2 separate regions of the Homo sapiens genome follow, and region 1 is linked to region 2. The links are chromatin loops, found by intact Hi-C in ENCODE. Cell type or tissue: GM12878. All regions are shown on one strand. Links, peaks and the distances in the headings refer to the core of each region. The heading gives the core; the rest is flanking DNA. Region 1 has its middle 6.5 kb from the start of LINC02512. Region 2 has its middle 37 kb from the start of LINC02382.

Evidence for each region. Peaks named below come from ENCODE experiments on the same cell type or tissue, not always from the same donor. Only the 100,000 strongest peaks of a DNase experiment are listed, where the experiment ranks them.
Region 1: it touches region 2 in a loop (2.3-fold over the local background); 1 of 110 quality-filtered maps calls a loop at or near these places.

What each region holds. Positions count from the first base shown.
Region 1 is chr4:170,334,929-170,337,755 of GRCh38, forward strand. No RefSeq gene overlaps it. Among named protein-coding and RNA genes, the nearest start is that of LINC02512, 6.5 kb to the right of the region's middle. RefSeq lists an enhancer at 1,688-1,827. In GM12878, for the core only: no CTCF peak of the experiment used is centred there; a DNase peak (open chromatin) is centred at 1,433; H3K27ac peaks cover 1,266 bases.
Region 2 is chr4:170,704,871-170,707,697 of GRCh38, forward strand. No RefSeq gene overlaps it. Among named protein-coding and RNA genes, the nearest start is that of LINC02382, 37 kb to the right of the region's middle. In GM12878, for the core only: no CTCF peak of the experiment used is centred there; a DNase peak (open chromatin) is centred at 1,251.

The DNA.
Region 1 (2,827 bases), core at 81-2,580, 370 kb before region 2:
TGAGGTCAGGAGGTCGACACCATCCTGGCTTACATGGTGAAACCCCATTTCTACTAAAAATACAAAAAATTAGCTGGGCGTGGTGGCGGGCGCCTGTAGTCCCAGCTACTCGGGAGGCTGAGGCAGGAGAATGGCGTGAACCCAGGAGGCGGAGCTTGCAGTGAGCCGAGATTGCCTCACTGCACTCCACGTGGACTCCAGCCTGGGCAACAGTGCGACCCTCCATCTCGAAAAAAAAAAAGAATGTTTCTTCTATTACTGGAAGTGCTGACTACATGTCTTATGTTAAAGTTGCTTAAATGATCATATGATTTTTATTGGTAGTATTTAATTACGAGTTCCATTTGTCTTTTCTTTAATAGCCTCATTTAACCTCTGTCACTACAGTTGTTATTGCTATCATATGACTTGTAAGATAATTCCAAATATGTGGATAGAAAGTAAAAGTTTTAATGAGTCACTAAAAGATCCATTTGATGGTTCTTTCATGTTTTTGTCTTGACTTGCAACTCCAGAAGCTGCTCACCTTCATGATTTTGTCTGAAATCTGGATGATCTTTTGCCTGGATAATGGTCAACACTCAATTTGGCTTTGAAGAGTCAGGCCCACAATCTCAATTGTGATATAGAGGAGAGCCCACATTTCTACTCAGATTTTTGCTACAAAAATAGAATTCGTATCTAAAATAATAAAGAATTAATTGATATCTCATATAAGTTGAATCATGCAATATCTGTCCTTCTGTGACTGGCTTATTTTACTTAGCATAACTCCCTCTAGGTTCATCTATTTCACCTATATGATGTATCTAAGATACTTAAACGCATAGAAGCTGAAAATAGGATGATGGTTGCTAGAGGTTGTCAGGAGGGGAAGAATGGGGAATTGTTGCTTAACAGGTATAAAATTTCAATTATGAAAGATGAATAAGTTCTAGAAATCTTCTGTACAACACAGTGACTATAGGTAACAATATGGTATTAGACACAGTAATTTGTTAAGAGGATAAATCTCAAGTTGACTGTTCTTATCACAAAAAAAACAACATAAAAGACAATGACAAAAACAAAACATAAAAGAATACAAGGGCATTTTGGGAGGTGATAGATATGTTTAATAACTTGATTTCAGTGATGGTATCTCTGGCTGCATGAATTGGTCCAAACTGATCAAACTTGCAGTATGGTTTTTCTGTATATTAATTATACCTCAATAAAGCTGTTAAAAATTAATTCATGCTGATATAAACTTTAAAAAATTTGAGATGCAATTAAAATACAAGATTTAAAGAAATGTGAACACTGGTTGAAAATTGGTGAGAAAACATCTAATTCTGCCAGTCATCTCTGTTTCTCATTTATGTCATGCTACTTCTATCTAGATCAGAGCAAACTCATTCTGAAACTGTCTTGATTTTAGCTTCTGTCTTTCCAGGACCCATCGCCAGGAGCTGCTTTCCACTTATAGACACAAGTGGCTCACTCACTCTTCTAGGTGTTAGCTAGCAGGGGCAGAGCTTTCTCAGGTATTTTAGCATTCGTTGTGTTGGAAGGTCTCTGCTATGTTCCTGAAAATTCATTTTATCCCCTTTTTCCTTTGCTACATAGAAAGAGGAAGAAACCGTTATGTAGATTGTTCTGTGTGAATCCTCTTATGATTTTTATCACCATAAAACCTTTATGATTTTATCACCAGCTTCCCTGCAGTTTCATTTCACTTTTTTTTTTTACCTTATTAGTGTGTTATTGTTAATTTAAAAATAAAGAGATGACTCACTCATTAAACACTGCTCTGCTGGTTTAATGTTCCCCTAGCAATGGTCCTAAAAGGTTTCCAGATCATTTACAAACCTACATCTGATTCAATCTGATTTTAGTTACAGTCTGAGCTTATTATTACATACATTTTAAAGCATATTTAAACATAGCATCATTTGTAGTTTAAAAACAGAGATGTAAAATAACTTTGAAAAGAGGAAACTGAAGCTTTGTAATCATGTAGATACACTACCTGAATGGCTTACTGATAATTTCACTTTTTAAGTACATTTTACTAAAATTAGTCCGGATGTTTTTGTTTGGTTTGTAAGGTGTATAACTAAGTGTCAGTTCCTTAAGGGAGTTCAGTCCTCATGGAGTTTATAATCAAGTAAGAGAGTCAGGTGAAATGATGAAATGAAAACACTCATCAAATATAAATGACGTTCTTTAAATGCACCTCTGTTAGACTGACTCACTGAAATCAAACCTTGCCATTCCCTAGGGAACATTTTCTAATTTATGGCCAGGACATGCTGAATGCTCACAGCTAGTAGATTATTTTTTACTAAGTCTGCAGTGAGGCACCTGCTTGCCAAGAATTAGTTGTTGGTTCCCAAACCTATTTATGACAGTTGTATTTATTTTGGTAATAATATATTACAAGCAAATATTATAGAAACTAACGACATTGTGAATAAAAGAGTGTCTTATTTCTATGAAGACTAAGTTGAAGTCTTTGGAAAGGTTATAATAAAGGTAATAAAAATAATCAAATTATGTGTGGGCAAGATGACTACAAAAGATTAGAGAAAATCTTAAATTTTCAAAAGGTTATATACTCTGATTATTGTAAGAATCTTTAGATTTCCATTGTATTTAAATAAAATACTAAAGCCTAAGGATTACTGCAAATAAGATGTCTTAAGACTTCAACCAGCAGATTCATTCTTTAATTAAAAAAAGCCTTTGTTATATATAAGTACATTGGCAAATGTATACATTTTTAGATAAAATAAAAAAATTAAAACCTATATGTTTTTGACTTATCCTTTTAACAAACTTTTAA
Region 2 (2,827 bases), core at 219-2,718:
CTAGTCAATTTTTTGCTTTTGTTACGATTGCTTTTGGTGTCTTTGTCATGAAATCTTTGCCTGTTCATATGTCCAGGATGGTGTTGCTTAGGTTGTCTTCCAGGGTTTTTATACCTTGGGGTTTTACATTTAAGTCTCTAATCCATCTTGAGTTGGTTTTTGTAACAGTGTAAAGAAGAGGTCCAGCTTCAATAAATTGTGCTGGGATAAGAAAGTATTCTTTATTCTAGAGACATTCTAATTACCCTTTTTAGCTATTTTGAAATATACAATAGATTATTATAAACTATAGTCACCCTACTGATTTATCATACACAAGGTCTTAGGTCTTCTATCATATTGTATGTTTGTACTCATTAATCAATCTCTTTTCATCCCCTCTGCCCCACTGTTGTTCCTGGCCTCTGGTACCCACCAATCTACTCTCTGTCTTAATGAAATCTACCTACATGTAAGTGACAATATGTGATATTAATCTTTGTGTCCTTTGCTTATTTCACTTAACATAATGACTTGCAGTTCCATCAATGTTGCTGCAAATGACAGATTTTTATTATTTTTTATAGCATAAAGAAAATACAAATATTTAAGGTGATGATATCCCAGTCACACTGATTTGATCCTTACGAATTACATGAACATATTAAATTACTGCATGTACCTTAAGATATGAATTTCTATTATACATCAATACAAAATTAAATCTAAAAAAAGAAAGTATTTTTAATGTTACTGACTCATTTCTCTTTTTGTTTCTATAATGAAAATCTTCCAGAGAGTTGATTGTACCATCAGTTTCTAACTGTTTTCTACTCTCCAATTCTCCCTTTAGGCTTCTCTGTGCAAATTCAGGTTTTAAGGTTAGCAGTGACTCACACATTACTAAATCCAGTGACCAGTCCTCAGTCCTCTTCTTTGTTGACCTATCAACAACATTAGACTAGGTTGATAATTCCTTACTCCTTAAGACATTTTATTCACTGGCTTTCTTCCCCTGATTTTCCTCCTATAGTTGTTTGGTTTGGTCTTCCTTGCAGTTTTCTCTTGATTGTTCAGTTCATTTCATATTAGTGTGGTGGGATCGGTGATTCATTTTTCATTACATTAAAACATAATGAAACTATTCACTGTTTCTAGCCTATTAACAAACCAAACTTGGTTTGCTTTGATATTGTGGTTACAGGTTTGTTTTAGTGTAAATAGCTTACAATGTGAACTATTGGAAAAGATCAAAGAGGACTGAGTCAAAACAGGAAAGCAGATGACCTAACGGAATTGAATATACTCATCCATCATCATAGAGTTAGACTCACTGGTTACTTCTGGCTTTTTTCTTCAACACAATTCAGCTTAAAATGGACAGAGAGGGAAGGGCCCCCCTCCCGCCCCACTTAGATGCTACACCAGCTGACAGAGGAATTTCTAGAGCAATTTAAAAATACGAGTGCTCTAGTAATTCCAAAACACTGTCCTCAAACATCTGTACAGGTGAACTCTGGTCACAGGTGTGTAGGGAGACCTGAGTGATTGGGAGTCATCACTTGGGCGGTGGTAAGTTTGCACCTCTCTAATTTCACTGTTGGGAGTAGCTGCAGAAGCTCTACAGAGAGGCTAAATTTGGGTGAGTGCAATCTCAAAGGAAAACAAAATAATGAAAACATCCTAGAGTTTGAGAGAGGGATCAGAACTCTAAATACTGATTTAGGGCTACCAGCTTATAAAAGTAAGCACTGGAGTTTGAAGTGAAGATGAGCTCACCCAAGGCAAAGACCACACAGTTTTCAGCATACTTAAGGAATACAGGGAAGAATAAGAGGGAATAGGCAAGTACTCAATATGGCAAGTGTTTGGAGAGCTTTTGCATATCATGATCAAAACTATAAAGCTGCTGGTTGTGGTGGTGTGCACCTGTGCACCTGTGGTCCCAGCTGCTTGGGAGGCTGACGTAGGAGAAGAGTTTGTATGCAGCCTGGCAACATAGAGAGAACCAATCTCTAAAAACAAACAGACAAAATACACAAAAAACCATATTTCCAACCAAAGCAAACACAACCTCTGCCTTACACTTGAATAGCTTATTTTATTTTATTAATCTTTTTCTTTACAGTCAGGGAAAACTCTGCCTCAAACCTGAAGAATTGGACTTTGAATTTATGTTCCTTCAGGGGTCCTTAGGAATAGTTCTTAAACTTTACAAGGCCACAAACTCATTGAAAATTTAATGAAACCTATGGATCCTTCCCCAGAAAAACAAAAATGAGTGTAAAGAAACAGACATACCTCTGAAAAAGGAAATTAGAGGCCTCTTGGGTGCTGGTAATAGTCACAGAGAAAGAGATGGCTGGTAATTTCTTGTGTTCGGTTCGAGATGTTTTTCTGCTGCTTTCTTATTATATTCACTTGAGATTTTGTTGTTATGATAAAACAGTACTGAACTCCTAGTTAGGGTTGCTAAGTTTTATTTTCCAATTTTATCACTGCCTTTTGTAATTGTGTCACATACATGCTTTCTCTTAATTAAACATAACGCTATTTATGCTACCTATGTTCTATTTTGGAGAGAATAGAACATGTTGAGTTGGAGCAACATACCTACAAACTGGTAAAATGAACAACATACCTACAAACCGGTAAAATGAACTTGACAGTAGAATTGAACCAAGCTGCCTTTCCTAGATAATTTAAATTAGAGGGAGTAAATTGCTCTTAAAGCTTCAGACAGAGTTTACATGTAAGTAAAGAACATTTTTTATTTAACAAAGTACCTTTTATAAGGTTTAATAAAGATTTTAAAGTAGCAAATTTGCTTTACATCTCCTTTTACATA